2 separate regions of the Homo sapiens genome follow, and region 2 is linked to region 1. A link is an interaction called in ENCODE POLR2A ChIA-PET data of the cell type or tissue named here. Cell type or tissue: CD4-positive, alpha-beta T cell. All regions are shown on one strand. Each heading gives the region's core, and the rest is flanking DNA. Links, peaks and the distances in the headings are about the cores only.

What was found. ChIA-PET counts read pairs that join two places held together with the same protein. Peaks named below come from ENCODE experiments on the same cell type or tissue, not always from the same donor. Only the 100,000 strongest peaks of a DNase experiment are listed, where the experiment ranks them.
Region 2: POLR2A ChIA-PET joins it to region 1 with 5 read pairs; 7 of 35 experiments call an interaction of 5 or more read pairs at or near these places.

What each region holds. Positions count from the first base shown.
Region 1 is chr15:40,393,090-40,407,512 of GRCh38, reverse strand. IVD (isovaleryl-CoA dehydrogenase) reads right to left here and starts at 1,718. Exons shown (of 12, transcript NM_002225.5): 1 at 1,542-1,718. The coding sequence starts at 1,685. KNSTRN (kinetochore localized astrin (SPAG5) binding protein) reads right to left here. Exons shown (of 9, transcript NM_033286.4): 9 at 13,225-14,044. The coding sequence ends at 13,916. RefSeq lists enhancers at 14-513, 3,803-3,902, 8,944-9,013. In CD4-positive, alpha-beta T cell, for the core only: no CTCF peak of the experiment used is centred there; a DNase peak (open chromatin) is centred at 1,792; H3K4me3 peaks cover 1,593 bases; H3K27ac peaks cover 1,232 bases.
Region 2 is chr15:40,468,512-40,474,862 of GRCh38, reverse strand. It overlaps CHST14 (carbohydrate sulfotransferase 14), which reads right to left and starts at 3,879. Exons shown (of 1, transcript NM_130468.4): 1 at 1,705-3,879. The coding sequence starts at 3,649. The coding sequence ends at 2,519. RefSeq lists enhancers at 2,112-3,015, 4,298-4,407 and silencers at 3,468-3,717, 3,768-4,007. In CD4-positive, alpha-beta T cell, for the core only: no CTCF peak of the experiment used is centred there; DNase peaks (open chromatin) are centred at 3,042, 3,532 and 3,932; H3K4me3 peaks cover 1,988 bases; H3K27ac peaks cover 1,325 bases.

The sequences.
Region 1 (14,423 bases), core at 1-4,000:
TAGTTTATGCCTCCTCAGAGATGATCTTCACCCCTCTTTCTTAAGGTCTTCAGCCTAGACAGCTTGATGGTAATTTTTAAAACGTCACACTTTACATAAAAATCATTCCATTGGTTTCCACTGTACTTAGAATAAAACACAAGCTTCTCACCCAGGCCTACTAGGCCCTGCAGGAGCTGACCCCAGCTGACTCTCCTAGCTTCCCCAGCACCTTCCCACCTCCCACCCTCTGTGCTCCAGCTGCATTCCAGGCAGCTGCCAGATCTCAATAGTTGTCAGGCTCTTTTAAGCCCCCGAACCTTTGGCTAAAAGGGTCTGATTACCCAAAGAGATTAGAAACGCCTCTTGGCGGCTGGGCATGGTGGCTCATGCCTGTAATCCCAGCACTTTGGGAGGCCGAGGCAGGAGGATCACCTGAGGTTGGGAGTTTGAGACCAGCCTGACCAACATGGAGAAACTCCGTCTCTACTAAAAACACAAAATTAGCCGGGCGTGGTGGTGCATGCCTGTAATCCCAGCTACCTGGGAGGCTGAGGCAGGAGAATCACTTGAACCCGGGAGGCGGACGTTGTGGTGAGCGGAGATCGCGCCATTACACTCCAGCCTGGGCAACAAGAGTGAAACTCCGTCTCAAAAAAAAAAAAAAAAGAAAAAAGAAAAGAAACTCCTCTTGCCAGGAAAGCTTGAGAATAGGGATTGAACCCTTTCCACTTGAGGTGGTTCACGGAAGCTCTGAGCGCTCGCTGGCTATAAACATAAACTACGGAGTTGCTGGGAGGCTCATACCTCCGCCAACTCCATCCAGCCTCCAAGTGAAACCTCAGGAAGGACTCTGGTTCTGCTCCATTTGTAAATACTACTTCGTCTTCTTTTCTATTTTTTATGAGATGGGGGTCTGGCTATGTTGCTTAGGCTGATCTCAAACCCCTGAGCTCAAACAATCCTCCCACCTCGGCCTCCCAAAGTGCTAGGATTACAGGTGTGAGCCACGGCGCCTGGCCTCCAACTACTTCTTTCAAGTACTTGTTCAACTTTTGTGTTTTGACCCAATGGGCTGAAGAGCGACAGGAGAGCTCACTGTGGCTTTTTAAAACCCCCAAACTGTTTATACAAAAAAGACTCCCTGGTGATTACGATGACCACCCAGGTGTGAGAAGCATACCTCAGCCTGTTCAGGTGTAAGTGAACTACATACAGATTGAGGGCCCTTGTGCCACAAGCGGTAGGTAGCCTGGCCAATCCTCCACCAAAACACCATCAGTCTCTCAGGAGCTCTCCCAGCCTCGACTCCTCCTCTCTACTTCCAGCAGTACTGTCCCACGGTCTCAAATCTTCACTCCACAGACGTGAGGCCGAGGTCAGAGGACTGGACCCGAGGTCGGAGGCCCCGCGTCCCGCCCCCGCGCTGGCGCTCCCAACGGCCCACGGGCAAAAGCCAAGGCTGGGTGGGCGCTGGGCCGATGGGGACCAGGCAGGAAGGAGGCCTTGGGGACCAGGCAGGAAGGAGGCCTTGGGGCCAGGAAGGGGGTCAGTCTCCTCACCTGCCTCTGCTCCTCGCTTAGCCCATTGATTGCATCGTCCACGGGCAAAAGCGAGTGGGCCCGCTGGGAAACGAAGCCGGCAAGCGGCGGCCGCAGCCTCCAGCTCGCCACACGCCACCCCAGCAGCCGAGTCGCAGTCGCCATCTCTGCCATGCACGAAGAGCCAGCGCTGAAACTGAGCCAGCTCTTAGCTCCACCAATCCAGGCTTCGCCGCCCACCAAACCGGCTAGGGGGTGGGCTGCAGCAGCCAATCACCCTAGGCGGCCCGCCGAAGGCGTTGCTGCCCTTGGACCGCACCCGAGCCAATCAACCGTGATCGCCTGCCAGCTTCCAGCCAGTGCAACGGCCGCAGGCCGAGTGGCCCTGCCCCGAACGCTGCAAATGCTGGCGTGCTCCCTAGGATGAGTGTTTTTAGCGGGGTAGAAGAGCAAGTGTTTTTTTCTTTTTATCTCCCTGCGTTGAAATAGCAGCCCCTAACTGCGGAAATCTCTCTGTGGGAAAGCAGAGTGTGGAAACAGCAATCAGAAAACTGCCCACGTACCCAGTAAATTGGTCAAGCATCTCTGGAATAATTAAGATCGGAAAAGTAGTGCTTGCTCTAACGTGCACACTGATCATAACAGAGTACATCTTGCTTTATTATATAACAAGGTTTGTAGATTTAGATTCATGTTTTATGGGAAAGGGGTTATTAAGGAGTAGCTGCCTTCTAGATTGGAGATGCGCCTCGATTTACAGTGGGGTTACTTCTCGATAAACCCATCATAAATGGAAAATATTGTAAGTCAAAAATGCACTTTGAAAATACACTTAGGCCGGGCATGATGGCTCACACCTGTAATCCCAGCACTTTGGGAGGCCGAGGCGGGTGAGTCACCTGAGGCGGAGAGTTTTAGACCAGCCTGGCCAACATGGAGAAATCCTGTCTCTACTACAAATACAAAAATTAGCTGGGCGTGGTGGTGCATGCCTGTAATCCCAGCTACTCAGGAGGTTGAGGCAGGAGAATCGCTTGAACCCGGGAGGTGGAGGTTGCGGTGAGCTGAGATCACGCCATTGCACTCCAGCCTGGGCAACAAGAGTGACACTCCGTCTCAAAACAGAAAACAAAAAAACACCTAACCTACCAAACATCATAGCTTAGACTAGTGGACCTTAAACGTACTTGGAACACTTATAATAGCTTATAACGGCACAATCATGTAACACAAAGCATATTTTATAAGACAGTGTTAGATATCATTTATTGAATATTGTACAGTTTCTATTCAATGTCTATCACTTTCACACCATCATAAAGTTGAAAAATCTTAAGTTGAACTATTGTAAGTTGGGGACCATTTGTATTTAATATGTGTTAAATATTAAATAGTACATATTTACGTATTATACTATATATTAAATAAGATGTATTAAATAGGCTGGGCATGGTTGCTCATGCCTGTAATCCTAGGACTTTGGGAGCTTAGGTGGGAAGATCGCTCGAGGCCAGGAGTCCAAGACCATCCTGTGCAACATAGGGAGACCCTGTCTCCACAAAAAATTTGAGAAAACAAACAACAACAAAAGATGTATTAAATAGTAAATAGTATGTATTTAATACACCAGAATAATAGCAGTCAGGACTTAGAAACACGGGTTCGGGACACAGGGAAAGGAAGAGTGGTGAGGGGAAAGAGGGGAGCTGATGGAATTAAGTCTCTATCCCCTCTCCACTTGCTCTATTTTCCTCCTCCATGTTGTGTCAATGTTATTTTTAAAATTTAATTAATTAATTAGAGATGGGGCCGGGGTGGGGGTGGGCAGTCTCACTATGTTGCCCAAGCTGATCTTGAACTCCTGGGCTCATGTGATCCTCCTGTCTTGGCCTCCCAAAGTGCTAGGATTACAGGCATGAGCCACGGAACCCAGCCAAGTCAATGCTCTTGAACAACTCATCTCAGGTTGGTACCCTGAGTCCAGGAGTCTATGCAATCCCACTACATAGCTGTGGGACTTTCGGCAAGTTTCTTAGATCTTTTCAGTCACTGTTTCATCATCTTTAAAACGAAAATGATACCAACCAACTTTAAGGCTACTATGAGGAATAAAAGAGATTGCATACTTAATGATTCAGCACAGTACTTGGCACATTGCTCTCATTTTTAGATCATTCATACCACATCCAACTTCCCTGCACCCATTCCTCAGCTTCTAACTCACCCCCTCACCATAATTTGAAGTACTACTGAGAAGTTAACACCCGATCATAGCACTGCTTTTTTGTTGTTGTTGTTGTTTAAGACGGAGTCTCACTCTGTCGCCCAGGCTGGAGTGCAGTGGCGCCATCTCGGCTCACTGCCAGCTCCGCCTCCCGGGTTCACACCATTCTCCTGCATCAGTCTCCCGAGTAGTTGGGACTACAGGCGCCTGCCACCACGCCTGGCTAATTTTTTGTACTTTTAGTAGAGACGGGGTTTCACCGTGTTAGCCAGGATGATCTTGATCTCCTGACCTCGTGATCCGCCCACTTTGGCCTCCCAAAGTGCTGGGATTACAGGCGTGAGCCACCGCGCCCGGCCGCTTTTTTTTTTTTTTAAATCAGGTTGAAATTAAATTTTTTTTTTTTTTTTTTTGAGACAGGATCTCTGTCACCTAGGCTGGAGCACAGTGGCACAATCATGGCTTACTGCCATGACTGGACTCAAGCAATCCTCTGGCCTCAGCCTGCCAAGTAGATGGGACTACAGGCACATGCCACCGGCCTAATATATACATCTATACACATATACATACATATATATATATATGTATGTATATTGTAGAGATGAGGGTCTCACTATGTTACCCAGGCTGGTCTCAAATTCCTGGCCTCAAGCAATCCTCCTGCCTTGGCCTCCCAAACTGCTTGGATTACAGGCATGAGCCACTGTACCAGCCCACCTTTATTAGTTTCTTAAATATTCCACAGTTTTATGTAAATACAAGCAATTATGAATATATATTCTTCTTACACTTAACAATGTATCTTGGAGATCTTGGCATATCACTATGTTAAGAGCGTCCTCTTTTTTCTTTTTTTAAAGACTATTCCATTGTATAGATACAACTTAGTTTTTCTTCTTATGAATGAGGTGGAGGATTTTTTCATACCGAAAGCCCTTATTTTTCTGTGGACTGTCAGATCATGTCCTTTGCCTATTTATGTGTTGCACTGTTGGCACTTTTCTTAACTCAAACCTACAATAAATGTGTAGGTTCACTGGAAAAGAATCAGGTCTGAGAGGAAAGACTTTGAGCTTGTTTTGGGCACAATTATGTTTGAAGCGCTTTTGAGTCATCTTAAGAGGTAATGTGGGCCAGGCATGGTGGCTCACGCCTGTAATTCCAACATTCTGGGAGGCTGAGGCAGTAGGATCACTTGAGGTGAGGAGTTCGAGACCAGCCTGAGCAACACAATAAGACCAGTCTCTACAAAAAATTTTAAAAATTAGCCAGCGGTGGTGGGTTGTGCTTGTAGTCTCAGCTTCTTGAGAGACTGAGACAGGAGGATGGTTTGAACCCAGGAGTTTGAGGTCACAGTGTGTAATGATCAGGCCACTGTACTCCAGTCTAGGCAACGGAACAAAACCCTGTCTCTAAAAAAATTAAAAACAAAAAATAAAAAGATTAACAAAATTAAGCTGGGTGCTGTGGTACATACCTGTAATCCCAGCTACTCAGGTGGCCGATGCAGGAGGATTGCTTGAGCCCAGGGGTTGGAGTCTAGTCTGGGCAACATAGAAAGACCCTATCTCCTAAAATAAAAAGAAGATTTTAAAAATTGATAAACCGCTAGCAAGACTTATCAAGAAAAAAAGAGAAATTGCAAATGTCTGATATCAAGAATTAAAAAGGGGACAGCTCTCAAATCCTACAGATATGAAAAAGATAAGGATATTTTGAGCAATTTATGCTAATACATTTGATAATGTAGATGAAATAGACAAATCAAACTGACACAAACTGACATAACAGAAAATCTGAATAGTCCTATATCTACTAAATAAATTGAAATCCACAATGAAAAACTTTCCATGAAGAAAACTCCAAGCGTAAATGACTTCACTAATGAATTCTTCCAAATACTTAAGTAAGAAATATGGGTATAGGCCGGGCGCGGTGGCTCACGCCTGTAATCCCAGCACTTTGGGAGGCCGAGGCGGGCGGATTACGAGGTCAGGAGTTCAAGACCAGCCTGGCCAACATAGTGAAACCCCATCTCTACTAAAAATACAAAAAATTAGCCGGGCATGGTGGCGGGAGACTATAGTCCCAGCTACACGGGAGGCTGAGGCAGTAGAATCGCTTGAACCCGGGAGGCAGAGGTTGCAGTGAGTGGAGATCACGCCACATCACTCCAGCCTGGGCGACAGAGCAAGACTCCGTCTCAAACCAAAAAAAAAAAAAAAGAAAAAGAAAAAAAAATATGGGTATAAACCTAAGAGAGAATAAACAAGAAATAATACCCGGTGGCTCAGCCTGTAATCCCATCACTTTGGGAGGCCGAGGTGGGCGGATCACAAGGTCAGGAGATCAAGACCATCCTGTGAATGGTGAAACCCCGTCTCTACTAAAAATACAAAAAAAAAAAAAAAAAAAAAAAGTAGCCGGGCGTGGTGGCGGGCGCCTGTGGTCCCAGCTACTGGGAGGCTGAGGCGGGAGAATGCCGTGAACCCGGGAGGCAGAGCTTGCAGTGAGCCGAGATTGCGCCACTGCACTCCAGCCTGGGCAACAGAGCGAGACTCCGTCTCGGAAAAAAAAAAAAAAAAAAAAAAAGGAAATAATACCAAACTTATTATTTCAACTCATTTTATGAGGCCAATATAATCCTGATACCAAAAATCTTACAAGAAACATTACAAAAGAAGGCCGGGCACGGTGGCTCATGCCTGTAATCCCAGCACTTTGGGAGGCCAAGCTGGGCGGATCACGAGGTCAGGAGATCGAGACCATCCTGGCTAACACGACGAAACCCCGTCTCTACTAAAAATACAAAAAATTAGTCGGGCGTGGTGGCGGGCACCTGTAGTCCCAGCTACTTGGGAAGCTGAGGCAGGAGAATGGCGTGAACCCGGGAGGCGGAGCTTGCAGTGAGCCGAGATTGCACCACTGCACTCCAGCCTGGGCGACAGAGCAAGACTCCGATTTCATATGATACAAAAGATTAGAGGTAGATAATAAACCTTAATATGAAAGGTGAACAATAAAGCTTTGAGCAACAAAGTAAGGTAAAAATCGAACAAATGAAAGTATAAAGTAAAAACATAAAATACTGCATGTTCTCTCCTATAAATGGGAGTTGAGTACATTGAGTACACACAGACACAAAGAAGGCAACAGCAGACACTGGGGCCTACTTGAGGGTGGAGGGTGGGTGGAGGGTGAGGATCAGAAAACTACCTATCGGGTTCCATGCTCGTCACCTGGGTGACAGGCAGTTTACCTATGTAACGAACCTGCACATGCACCCCTGAACATAAAAGTTGAAAAAACAAAGTAAAAACTTGTTCATACAGGCCAGGTGTGGTATATAATTACATCCATAATTCCAGCACTTTGGAAGGCCAAGGTGGGCAGATCACCTAAGGTCAGGAGTTTGAGACCAGCCTGGTCAACTTGATGAGACCTCATTTTTGCAAACATACAAAAATTAGCCAGGCAAGGTAGTGTGCACCTGTAGTCCCAGCTACTCAGGAGGCTGAGGCAGGAGAATCGTTTGAAACTGGGAGGCGAAGTGGCAGTGAACCAAGATCGCAACACTGTACTCCAGCCTGGGCCACAGAGCAAGACTGTCTTAAAAAAAAAAAAAAAAAAAAAAAAAAAGAACAGAAAAAAACAAACATGTTTATATTGTTATAAATAAATGGGAGGGAGAAGGCAGAAATCCTCCTTACAGAAGAATTCCAAACAATATAGACAGGTAGATAGTTCTTACTCCCCTTGAGAGTGGCTGGAATTAGTGATGACTTCTAAAGAGAGTATGGAAGGAGTATAACAGTAACTTTACAGTGGAGAAACCCGGCTAACACTGCCTTAACCAAGTGATCAAAGTTAATATCACTAGCAACAAGTCAAGTTGATGTTATATACCTGTAATATCGTGTGCAAAGCTGGTTCCTTCTGGTGGGTTCTTGGTGTCGCTGACTTTAAAAATGAAGCTGTGGACCTTCGTGGTATTACAGCTCTTAAAGGTGGCATGGAACCAAAGAGTGAGCAGCAGCAAGATTTATTCTGAAGAGCAAAGGAACAGCTTCCACAACCTGGATGGGGAGCCGAGCTGCTAGACACCGCTGGCTGGGGTTGGGGGGTGGTGGCGGGGCTGGGGGGCAGCTTTTATTCCCTTATTTGTCCCCGCCCAGATCCTGCTGATTGGTCCATTTTACAGAGCACTGATTGGCCCATTTTACAAGGTGCTGATTGGCGCATTTTACAAACCTCTAGCTAGCTACAGAGCACTGATTGGTGCATTTTAAAATCCTCTTGTAAGACAGAAAAGTTCTCCAAGTCCCCACCCGACCCAGAAGTCCAGCTGGCTTCACCTCTCAATATGATGCGTTGAGTACACTTTACATATGTGGTATTCTTCCCTAAAACACATAACCACAGTCTAATCATCAAAAAAAAAAAAAAAAAAAAGAAAGAAAAATCAGACAAATCCAAATTGAGGGATATTCTACAAAATATCTGACCGCTACTCCTTGAAACTGTCAAGGTCATGAAAAACAGAAACAGATTGAGAAACTGTCATTGACCAGGGGAGACTAAGGAGACATAATAACTAATGACAAAATACAATATGGCATCCTGAACGAGATCCTAAAACAGAAAAACTACATTAGTAGACAGACCAATGAAATCCAAATAAAGCCCAGGGTTTAGTTAATAATGATCTACTGATGCTGGTTTCTTAGTTTTGACAAATGTGCCATGGTATTGTGAGATGTTAACATTAGGGGAAGCTGGGGAAGGGGTATATGGGAATTCTCTGGACTATCTTTGCAACTTTTCCATAAATCTAAAATTATCCCCAAATATATAAATTATTACTATCTTTTGAGACACGGTGTCACTCTGTAGCCTAGGCTGGAGTGCAGTTGAGATAGATCAGGTAGGTTGGTCACAGCCTCACTTAAAGGGGAAGAAGATACTTGCCAAACAGACAGATGGAGAGCACAGCTCAACGCTGCACAAACCGCATCAGGAACTCGTGGTCAGAACATCCTGCTGCAAGGAGGAAAAAGAGTAAAAGGGGAAAAAACCTCGAGCTTGCACAGGGACAGAAACCCTTGGTCAGTGTCTTTAGGTTGACCTATACTCATTTAACAGTAAAAACACACCCCAGGATGGAGAATTACAATGCTAATGAGACATGCAATGTATATACTGGCATGTATAGCAATAGTGTGTGCTCATCCAGAAGACCTTCCACAACATGCTTAACAGCAACACTCATTCCCACCCTTTAATGAATAATTATATAAGCTTCTCATAAAGGTAATTTCCCCAGTGTAGGATGGGGCTGTCTCATTCTCAAGTAGCCCTCTCTGGCCCAGCTATCAAGAGTGTACTTTCACTTTGCAATAAACTACTTTGCCTACTTTTACTTTGGATTTGCTCTCAAATTCTTTTGCTCACCAAAGTCAAGAACCTGAACCGGCCCACCAACAACACAGTGGAGCTTTCACAGCTCACTGCAGCCTCGTTCTCCCTGGTTCAAGCAATCCCCTCACCTAAGCCTCCAGAGTAGCTGGGACTACAGGTGTGCACCATCGCGTCTGGCTATTTAAAAAAATTTTTGGTAGAGAAGAGGTCTTGCTATGCTGCCCAGGCTGGTCTTGAACTCCTGAACTCAAGTACTCCTCCCGCCCCAGTCTTCCAAAGTGCTGGGATTACAAGCATGAGCCACTGTGTCTGGCCAAAATATATATTTCAAAAAAGACTGACTAAACCTCCAGCTCTCATACATTGTTGTGGTGGTATAAACAGGTACATTTATTTTGGAAAACTGAGTTGCTTACCCTCCGACTCAGCAGTTCTATTCTTGGGTATCTATCCAAGAGAAACCAGTGCACTTTTATTAATAGCCTAAACATAGAAACAAATGTCCACTAGCCAGAGAATACTGATACATTCAACGATACAAATTATAGAGACATGTTGAGCTAAAGAAACCAAACACAAGAGTACATTCTCGGCTGGGTGCAGTGGCTCAAACCTGTAATCCTGGCACTCTGGGAGGCCAGGAGTTCAAGATCAGCCTGGGCAACATAGTGAGAGCCCCCAGCTCTACCAAAAATTTAAAAATTAGCGAGGGGTGGTAGCATTCATCTGTAGTACTAGCTATTCAGTTGGCTGAGCCCAGAAATTCGAGGTTACAGTGAGCTATTATTGTGTATTATTGTGCCTCTGAACTCCGGCCTGGGCAACAGAGCAAGATGCTGTCTTTTTTTTTTTTTTTTTTTTTTTTTTGAGTCAGGAGTATCACCATGTTGCCCAGGCTGGTCAAGAACTTCTGGCCTAAAGCTATACTCTGGCCTTGGTCCGTCTCTTAAAAAAAAAAAAAGGGGAGCTGGGCTTGGTGGCTCAAGCCTGTAATCCCAGCACCTTGGGAGGCCGAGGCAGGCGGATCGTATGAGCTGAGGTGTTGGAGAACAGCTTGGGCAACATGGCAAGACCTCATCTCTACAAAAAATACAAAAATTAGCTGGGTGTGGTTGTGTGTGCCTGTAGTCCCAGTTACTTGGGGGGCTGAGGCAGGAGGATCACTTGAGCCCAGGAGGTCCAGGCTGCAGTGAGCCAAGATGGCACCACTGCACTCCAGCCTGGATGACAGAAACCCTCTCTCTCTCTCAAAAAAAGTATATACTATGAGTCCATTTATATGAAATTCTTGAAAGGACAATACTAATGGATGTGATTTTGTAGAGTAGTGCTCACTTCCACAGCAGCAACAGTAACTTATGAACCTGTACACTTAAGGTTAGTGCACTTTAAGCCTCAAATTAAAAAAAAAAAACAAACTGGTTAAAGTTTGCCATTTCAACTATTTTATTTATTTATTTATTTATTTATTTATTTATTTATTTAGAGATGGAGTCTTGCTCTTGTCACCCAGGCTGGAGTGCAGTGGCACGATCTTGGCTCACTGCAACCTCCGCCTCCCGGGTTCAAGCGATTCTCCTGCCTCAGCCACCCAAGTAGCTGCGACTATAGGCACCCGCCACCACAACCGGCTAATTTTTGTATTTTTAGTAGAGACAGGGTTTCACCATGTTGGCCAGGCCGCTCAAACTCCTGACCTCAGGTAATCCACCCACCTTGGCCTCCCAAAGTGCTGGGATTACAGGTGTGAGCCACCGCACCCGGCCTCAACCATTTTAAAGTGTACAATTCAGTGGCATTAGGTATATGCACAATGTTATGCAACCACCACCACTTTCCATTTCCAGAATGTCATCATCCCAAAGAGAAACTCCCCTCCCCTCCTGCTCAGTCCCTGGTAATCTATATTCTACTTTGGATGGATTTGCCTACTGTAGCTACATCACATTAGTGTTTCTGTGTACTTTGAAGCCAGATTGGCAGAGAAAGAAAAATGGTAAGGAAATAGCTTCTTGAGATATTTGGCTGTGAATATAGTATATGTGGTAGCTGGAGGGGATAAGGGTGGGGTTTTGGCTTTATGTTTTAAGATGGTTGCAATTTGAACTTAAGAGTCAAAGTTGAGAGTTCCCAAGTCAGAAGGAAGTTGAATAACTGAGGCCTGCAAAGGCATGGTAAGATCAGCGACTGTGTTTTGGGGTGGGGAGAAGGGGGCACTGGAATAGAAGTTTGGGGTGAATTTATGAAGGGAATCTTTTGCCAGGATAAGTTTTAAACTTTAATAATATCACCACCAGGATTTGAGTACCTTTGCCAGGCACTGGGTTAGGTACTGGACATAATTCTCTTTTATAACCACCCAGCAAGACAGGTATTATTGGTATGAACTTATTCATACTTTTTTCTTTTTTGAGACAGAGTCTTGTTCTGTCACCCAGGCTGGAGTGCAATGGTGCCATCTCGGCTCACCGCAACCTCCGCCTTCTGGGTTCAAGAGATTCTCCTGCCTCAGCCTCCCGAGTAGCTGGGACTACAAGTGTGTGCCACCACACCCAGCTAATTTTTGTATTTTTAGTAGAGACAGGGTTTCATCATGATGGTCAGGCTGATCTCTAACTCCTGACATCGTGATCCACCCACTTCAGCCTCCCGAAGTGTCAGGATTACAGGCATGAGCCACTGCACCCAGCCTGTTCATACCAGTTTTATTGGTATGAACTCAGTTTGAGAGAATTTGCCAAAGACCAGTTTTTAGTGGATAGGCTCAAAATATTTGAAACATAACCAACTTTGTGAATGTCTGTATGAGAAGGCAAACAATTTTGGCCCTTTAAGCTCAGGTTGGAGTGTTACTGGCTTCACTGAGTGTCTCTGGGCAGCCTTAAAGATGCTGAAGGGTGGGGGTGGGAGGGTTTGGAGAAGAAATTAGGAGGTGCAGAAAGAACAGGAGATGGCCAAAGTCAGCCTAGTTTGGTTAAGAAAAAAATTTGGCCATGCCTTTGGTAAACCGGGGGGAGGCCTGTCATGGACTTCAGGCCATGTACTAAAGGATCTATTGGACCAGGCCTAGGATTGGCTGTGCAAAGCAAACAGCAGGCAGATAATCATGCTTAAGAGTGCAGGGAGGGCTGGGCGTGGTGGCTCACGCCTGTAATCCCAGCATTTTGGGAGGCTGAGGTGGGTGGCTTACTTGAGGTCAGGGGTTAGAGGCCAGCCTGGCCAACTGGGCAAAACCCCACCCGACTCTACTAAAAATACAAAAATGGCAGGGTGTGGTGGCTCATGCCTGGCCTCAGCACTTTGGGAGGCTGAGGCGGGCGGATCACTTAAGGTCAGGAGTTGGCCAACATGGTGAAACCACGCCTCTACTAAAAATACAAAAATTAGCTGGGTGTGGTGGTGGGGGGTGGGGTGCCTGTAATCCCAGCTACTCAGGAGAATTGCTTGAACCCAGACAGCGGAGGTTGTGGTGAGCAGAGATCGCACCACTGTGCTGGGCGATAGAGTAAGCAAGACTCTGTCTCAAAAAAAAAAAAAAAAAAAAAGGCCGGGTGCAGTGGCTCACACCTGTAACCCCAGCACTTTGGGAGGTCGAGGCGGGCGGATCATGAGGTCAGTAGATCGAGACCATCCTGGCTAACATGGTGAAACCCTGTCTCTACTAAAAATACTAAAAATTAGCAAGGCGTGGTGACATGCCCCTGTAGTCCCAGCTACTTGGGAGGCTGAGGCAGGAGAACTGCTTAAACCTGGGAGGTGGAGGTTGCAGTGAGCCGAGATCACGCCACTGCACTCCAGCCTAGGCAACAGAGTGAGACTGTGTCTCAGAAAAAAAAAAAAAAAAAGAGTGCAGGGAAAACATGGGCAGCAAGTGGCCACAGACCTGGTGAAACCACTGCTACAAATGGGCAACACCCTCAGGAGACTAGCCAATGCTCTTGGGAGACAGAGGGACTAGCCACAGGACTCTTAAAGAGTAGCAGAAAAATATTCTAGATTAAGTCAGAATATCTTGGACTTGTTAACTAAATTAGTTCAATAATGATCAACTGACATATCTAGGTTAAAAGGCTATTTTCATTCCTCAATGTTACAGTCAGAATATTTACAGAAGTATTTATTTTAAAAGTAGACTTAAAAAAGAAAAGTAATTTAGATTAAAAGATCCAAGGTGTATTGTTTCATGTAGGTGTTACTGCTACCTATACTTTCACCCCATTTATTAAGCCCAAAACACTTCAAGCAACTTCAGGTTCATAAATTAATAAGGAGGTACAGAAGCCCAACCAGGATGGGAAAGAATGTGTTTCAGGTTAGAAGGGGACAGCATGGCTCCTCAATGATGTCTTGTATGGAACATTTGTGCTCCACTGTAATGAAGATTTTCTTCCTGAAAATCTGAATGTGACATTTTAGATCCTCTGGTTGTTGGTTTAGTCTCCCGATTGTAATGGTGTGCTGAAGTCAGGTGGTTGACTAGAAGGTCAATCCAAGCTCCTAGGCTCCCCTCTCTTGTAGGCCTCAATTATCCACCTGTGAGGCTCAGGAGGGCTGACCAACCTGAAGGTTGGGAAAACTTGCTTAAATGAGGAATTGCCATTTCAGCATAAACTGTCCTTAAGTCTACTGTAGAAATTGTTTTCATTCTGGAGATGGTGAGTCCCAGAAGATCATGGCCAAGATGATGTCCTAAGTAGCTTCCTCTGAGATTTTATGCCCAAGAGGGAGCCATCTGGCCACTTGCTTCTTCTTACATTTCTAATAGCTGCTCCATTTCCTTAAGGGCTGTTGTTAAATCATTTACTTGATTGTTACATAAGGTTTGCTGTTCTAGGAATCGGACTCTTTCCTCTTTCATCTCCAGCTTTACCTTTAAGGCCTGCATGGAAAGACATTCCAAAAGAAAACAACACATACACAAAACTCTTGACTAACAGGAAACACAATTCCCACATCAGAACATTATGCTCCTATTCCACTAAGGAAGACCACTGGAGTATCAACAGACTGTATCTTCTATTTTAGATTTTATTTCTATGCACTGGTTTTAGGAATTGTCCCTCTAGTAGTAGAGAGGGACTAGACTCCTGTATCTAAACTGGAACGATGAAATCCTCTACATTTGGTGCAATATCCCATGATTCATCCAAGCAATCTGAAACAGTCCAGACCAAAGAATCTGTGCTTACTACAGGTCTTCTCCTTGAGTTATCAAGTTTCCATAGAATGGATTACATATAGTTCTCAATTCCCAACTC
Region 2 (6,351 bases), core at 2,111-6,110, 65 kb before region 1:
CCCAGTTAGGGGGACTGATTAGCTGCTGTAGGTCTGGAGCCGCTTAAAGTCCCAGGCAAGGAGGAAAAAGAGGGTGCAGTAGGGGGGTCCTGAGGGGTCGGAAGCTCAGAGAAGGACTGACTCATTGGTAGAGGAAGTAAACCCAGAGGTCAAAGGGGCCCTGCCCAGAGGTAGCAGTGATACCCAGTGCTGGGCCAGACACAGTGTCCTGGCTTCTCCCTTGTCCCCACAGGCCTCTGAGGGGTCAGGTGTTGAACCAGCATCCAAAAGAACATCCACTGAGCCAGGTGTGGGGATGGGCCCTTTTATTCATTTTGTCTTCATTAATCCTCCCCTCTCCTAGCAATCTACATGAGATAGGTGTTTTTATTCCCACGACACATTGGAGAAAACAGAGGCTCTGAGAGATAGGCATCTGGTGAGGAATAGGGCTGGGACTTGATCGGTCTAGGTAAAGTCCCCAGAGCCAAGGGGACTCTGAAGAAGGACATCTGAGCCAGACAGGGGGTCAGGTAAGGCCTTCTGGAAGCAACATGGCCTGATGAGTCATAGTGGAGAGCCATAAGTGCCCATAGAAGCCCCCTATCCCAAATATGGGAAATAGTGTTAGTTTTCCTCTACAAAGTCCAATCAATAGCAAAGCTAGCGACAGGTAGCACCTGCAAGGGGGCCCTCCCTGCCTCCCTTCCTTGGGCCCCCCTCTTACCATAGCCTCAGGTCTCTATAAAGTACAGCAGTTCCCACTGGGGGTGTGTGAAATAGGGCTAACAGAGAAGGGCCAGCTCTGGCCTTGCAACTCTCCCTTGGGCCCAGCAACTCCTGATGGGCCTGGGATCCCTGGAGAGCAGTGGGGGCAATGGGCCATACTGAAGTCTGTCCTCTGCTGCTCCAACTGTATTCCTTCCACAACTTTCTCTGGACCTAAGTCAACAAGAGCCTGACCCTCACTCAACCTCCTTGCCTGCCTTCCTTGTAGTGCCAGAAAAAAATCTCCTTGCTCACACAAAAATTTTCTTTTTCATTTGAAAATGGTCCGGGGCCAGGCGTGGTAGCTCACGCCTGTAATCCTAGCACTTTGGAGGGGCCGAGGTGGGCAGATCACCTGAGGTTAGGAGTTCAAAACCAGCCTGGCCAACATGGTGAAACCCCATCTCTACTAAAAATACAAAAATTAGCCAGGTGTGGTGGTGCGTGCCTGTAATCATCCCAGCTACTTGGGAGGCTGAGGCAATCGCTAGAACCCAGGAGGTAGAGGTTGCAGTGAGCCAAGATGGTGCTACTGCACTGCAGCCTGGGTGACAGATCGAGACTTCATCTCAAAAAAAAAAAAAAAAAAAAGAAAGAAAGAAAATGCTCTGGGGGAACTTCTCATTCAACTCTTATTGAATAAGAGGAGGATCCCGTATCTCCTACCCACCTACTTTTTTAGGGAATAATACATGTAGGTATGCTCTGGACGTGAGGCCATTCCTAACTGGGCTTGCCCTTTGGTGACATCCCAGGATCTGAGTCTGTGATCTGGTATAGCCTATTAGAAAGCCCCCAAAGTCTCCATGGAATGGCAACGGCCCATTGGACCAGCCCAACCAAGTTATACCTTACTTTCTCTATCTACAGGCTGCCTCCCCTGACATGGGAAGACAGACATCGAGGAGATCTGCTGGGCCCACAGGAGCTCCAAGGGAAATCACAGAAATGCTCGCCTTATATATAAAACTGCTTTATTAAAAAGTCAGCTATTAGGAAAACAAAGCCCTTACAAGGGTTCTATCAAAAAGTACAAATTTTAAATAAATGCATCAGAAAAATGGCAGCCAGATATACCAGCCACAGTCACAACCTCAAAGGCCTTGTGGGGAAGGAAGGGAGAATTAGGGAGGAGGTTCCGAGAACTCAAGGAAGAGGCTGGGCACAGAGGGTCTTTGGGTGCCTGCAGAGCTGGGTCCTGGAGCTACCAGGCAAGAACCCTGCTTCCGTTTTCCTTTCCTTGGAAAAATGTAAAGAACTGGCAGGTGTAGGAAATTTTGAGACTGGAGCAGAAAGGCACAAAAGTCATTTATAAGGTATGATTGCTCACTCTAGTCCTGAGGCACATGGGGTGGATAAATGGGGGATCAGAGCCACAGGGTCCCTGGCTCTGGTCATGCTTGCCCCTGGCTGGTACCATCTCTGAGTTTGGCCACAGGTTAAATTAAGGTAGACCAAGTGGACTGCATAATCCTGGCAGCCCGGGGTCTGGAGCCAGTCTTTAGATCAGATGTGTTGCTTCATTGGCAAACTGGTGTCTGCCCCCCAAGAGATCCCCCCAATGAGGAGCAGCAGGTCTCCTGCCTAGCCCTGTCCTCTGAGTCACTGTGGGTGCCCACCCTGGACAAGGAACTTCTGAGGGCAGTCTCTGCCATCCAGGATCCTGAGAAGCCCCAAGCCCCAGAGCCAGAGTTTCTCCGAATGACAGGCAGAAGCACAGAAAGCTGGCGTTGAAACCAGTCCCCACCAGCTGCTGGCCCCACACCCATGGTCACTGCTGACACGCCTCCTTGGTGACATTAGGCAGTGGGTAGGCAAAGAGGGAGAAGTCCAGGATATACTTAGGCAGCACATCCTGCAGCAGGGCCCGGGGGGCACTGCACAAGTGGTAATGCAGGCTTTCGGGGCTGGCTGGCCGGTACCAGGCCTGGCGAGCTGGAAATCGGACGTGAGGTGGTGCCCGTACCCACTCCAGCACCTGATTTGCATCAGCCTCCAGCCTCTCATAGGAGCCCACAAAGTCATAGTGCACGGCACAAGGCTGGCACAGGTGGTACACGGGCATCCAATGCTCATTCATGCGCTCAGGGTCCTCATCCACCAGGTATCTCAGGAACTCGGGGAATGTGACATCGTCGCCTGCAGGGCTGGGCCCCGCTCCAGCCCTGTACCGCCTCACTATCTCAGCCCCATAGCGTTGCTGGTACTCTCGGATCTCGCCAAACTTGTTGCGGTAGGCAGAGAGGAGGCGTTCCAAGGGCTCCCGCACAAACAGGAACTTAAAGTAGTGCTGCAGGCGGTAGCGAATCTCCTCAGGCCGCAGGTCGGCCAGGAACACCAGGTCACTGCGGTGGTCCATCTTGAGGCGGACGTCCACGCTGTCCAGGACGCCTGCCAGCACCTTCATCACCCGCTTCCAGTTAGAGCAGGCCACCTTGGGGACGTAGCAGTAGAGGAAGCGGTAACGGTCACTTACGAGGATGTGGCGCAGCAGGGTGCGCCGCTGCCCCACCGGCAAGTCCCAGGGGTCCCGGGGCATGCCTGGCTGTCCGCACACCGCCCGCAGGGTCCTGTTCCGGACGTCCTGCCGCACTTGCAAGTCCGCGTCCCCAGCCCTGAGGGACAGGCCCCCAGGCTTGGGGGCTTTCCCGCGCCAGGCTGTGCCCTCGCGGCCGGGCGGGTGCAGGGGCAGGGGCTTCATCTCGGCCAGGATGCCCCGCTCGATCATGAGCAGCAGCCCGCTGGAGGCCACGATCACCGCAAACATCAGCATGGACGGCAGCAGCAGGGGCGGCCCACCCAGCCCCGCCCGGGCCCTGCCCAGAGGGGCCCGCCTCAGCGCCCGGCCCAGGGGCTCGGCGCCATTTGGGGCCGCCAGCGGGGTCAGCGGGCGGGGGAACATGGTGCTCAAGGGGTGGGGGCCTGCGCGGGCCCGGCCGATCCGAGGGCGGCCTGGAAGGCGGGCTCGGGCTGGGGGCGGGAGGAGGGTCTGGGACCGGGGGTAGTTGGGGAGGGGAGGGCAGGGGACAGCCCTGGCGCGTGTAGGGGTGGCCGGCTCCCGGGCTGCGGCGCCGAAGCGGGCGGCGGGCGGCGGGCGCGGCGAGGGACCCGGGCCGGATGTCCCGCCCGGCCGCTCTCCACCCCCGGCCTCGCAGTGACACAGGCGCGGGGGCGGGCCCACGCCGGGGGCGGGGAGAGGGGCGGGCGCCCCTGCGGGGCGCGGGCTTGGGAGGGCGCACGCGGACCCCTACCCGGAAGAGGGCGCCTGAGTCAGGGCCACCCCTGTCCTCTGGGCTTGGGGACAAAAGCTCCTGAGACCTCGAAGGCAGAAAAGACTCGAGGCTGCTCTCCTGCAGCGTGTGTCCTCAGGGAAGTGGACAAGGGGGATTCGCCACAAACTCAGGCCTGTCCTAGCCCTTCCTCCAGCAACGGGTCTGGAGGCAGGGAGGCGGGCAGCGCTCTCTCCGAGTCCAGACGTGCCGGAGGCTGGTCTTTCCAGCTGGAAGCGGAGCCCTCGGTGTGCTCCCCCTTGCCACCCTTAACTCCCTCCGTCCTGCAGGTCGTGGCCACTCCAGGAAGGAGAAGCAGAACTGTCAGACACTGACCAGTCTCCATGGTGACCCTTGTGTTTAGCAATACCTGGGGACTGACTACAGTGCTTGTCCACTGGGTAATGCTGAAATGTCTGGAAATGGAGTCTCCCCTCCTCTGCCTTCTCCTCATGAGGCAGTGGGATAACTGGGCACTCTGGGGAGGGTCTGACACATTGGTCCATCAGCTGCTGGTGTGGCCAACACACATTTGGAAGGGTGAGGAGCTGGGGGCACAAAACAGCAGGGAAACAGCACGTAGTCTCCTTGCCTGGAGCTAGATGTGTGCTCCATGGCACCAGGCTGGTCACTTGGGCGGACAGCAGACCCGAAGTGCTTTGGATGTCAGCAACCACCATTTCCCACTGGGAACCTGGCTCAGTAGCCAGACTTGGTCCAGCTATGTGCTTGCTGCCTGCAGAGAGCCAGCAAGCCTCTGAAGCAGCAGAGGAATATGATTAGAGCCCAAGTGTACTGAGGACAGCGCCCACTAAGTGTTTTATATTCATTATCTCCTTTAGTTGTTACAGCCACCCTGGCAGGGAGCTAGTGTGGACATTCCCTTTGTACAGCTGAAGTAACAGAGGCTCAGGGAAGATGTGACTCAGTATGGGTGGTTCTGAGTCTAAAACCTAAATTTCTAATCACGGCCCTTCAGAGATTAAAGGAGCATATCATGGAATGGCTAGAAGGGAGGAAGCAGCTGACTCGAGGGCGGACTGTACAGAGCAGGTGATGGAAAATAGAAGATACCAGTGGGAGAATGGAGCTACCAGTGATCAGATGAATTCAGAAGGGTGAGGGGACTTGAGGGATGAGGTGATACTAGAGGGCTCACTGATGACCCCACAATCCCAGCAACAGGAAAAGCACACAGATGAGCCAGGGGAAGGAACGGTAAAGCCTTGCAGCCTTCCAGCTCTCCAGGGCAGGCTCTCCACATCTGATTGCCCCAGTGCATCTGCAGGCTACCACCTGTCCATTTGCTGCACCAGAAGTTTGCGTGAAGGTTCTGCCTTGTCTACACTGCTCCTTGCTTCCAATAATCCTAAAGGTATACATTTCTGGTGATAGGATTTTCTATTAAAATCATATTTTCCAGTAAGTATGTCCTTTAAACCAGGAGAGGAAAAAAAGGCCTTAGACCTTTAAAAATCTTTTGATAATGTGGCCACATGTGCTCCCTTCTGTGTTACAGGGTAGTTTTCTGTGTTAGCAGTCAGGGTGAGGCAGGGGGAGTCCTTGGGCCTGGTACTTATCTCCATACCAATTTCTTGTCTGTAAGATAAGGACAAGCTACCACTCGCCTCAAGGGAGTCTTGTGGACACCACACTGAAGGCAGAGCTAGAAAAATCCATGGTGGTGTCTGTGCCACCAATAAATTCTGAAAAAATGTTCCTGCCCACATGCACCATGCCTTAGCAAAATGCAGAAGTGGAGGCGGGGCGGGGGGGTGCTGTGGCTCCCAGGAACCTCTATGGCCTTAGAGCTGCCCCACCTGGAACATGGTCAACACTGAGGCTTCCAGGCTGGGACCAGGGCTGGGCTGAAGCAGGGGTCAGCTGGCCGCAGACCCTTGGCCCCATGATGTGGCCTTCCTCAGCAAGCAAGAAGCACCAGCTGCAAGACACTGAGGCCCTAGGACAGTGCTGGCCAGTTACCCAAGGTGATGAGGAGGGATGCTTTTTTTTTCTTTTCTGAGACAGGATCTCACTCTGTCACCCAGGCTGCAGTGGTATGATCACGGCTCACTGCAGCCTCGTGCTCTTGGGATCAAGCAATCCTCCTACCTTAGCCTCCTGACTGAGACTATAGGCATGCACTGACATGCCGGGCTAATTTTTAAATTTTTCGAGAGACATGGTCTATGTTGCCTAGGCTGGTCTTAAACTCCTAGGCTCAAGTAACCCTCCTGCCTCTGCCTCCCAAAGCACTGGGATTACAGGCAGGAGCCACTGCATGAGGCCAGTGATAAGAAGGTATCTTTGCCATGTACCTACTTGGGGACCAATT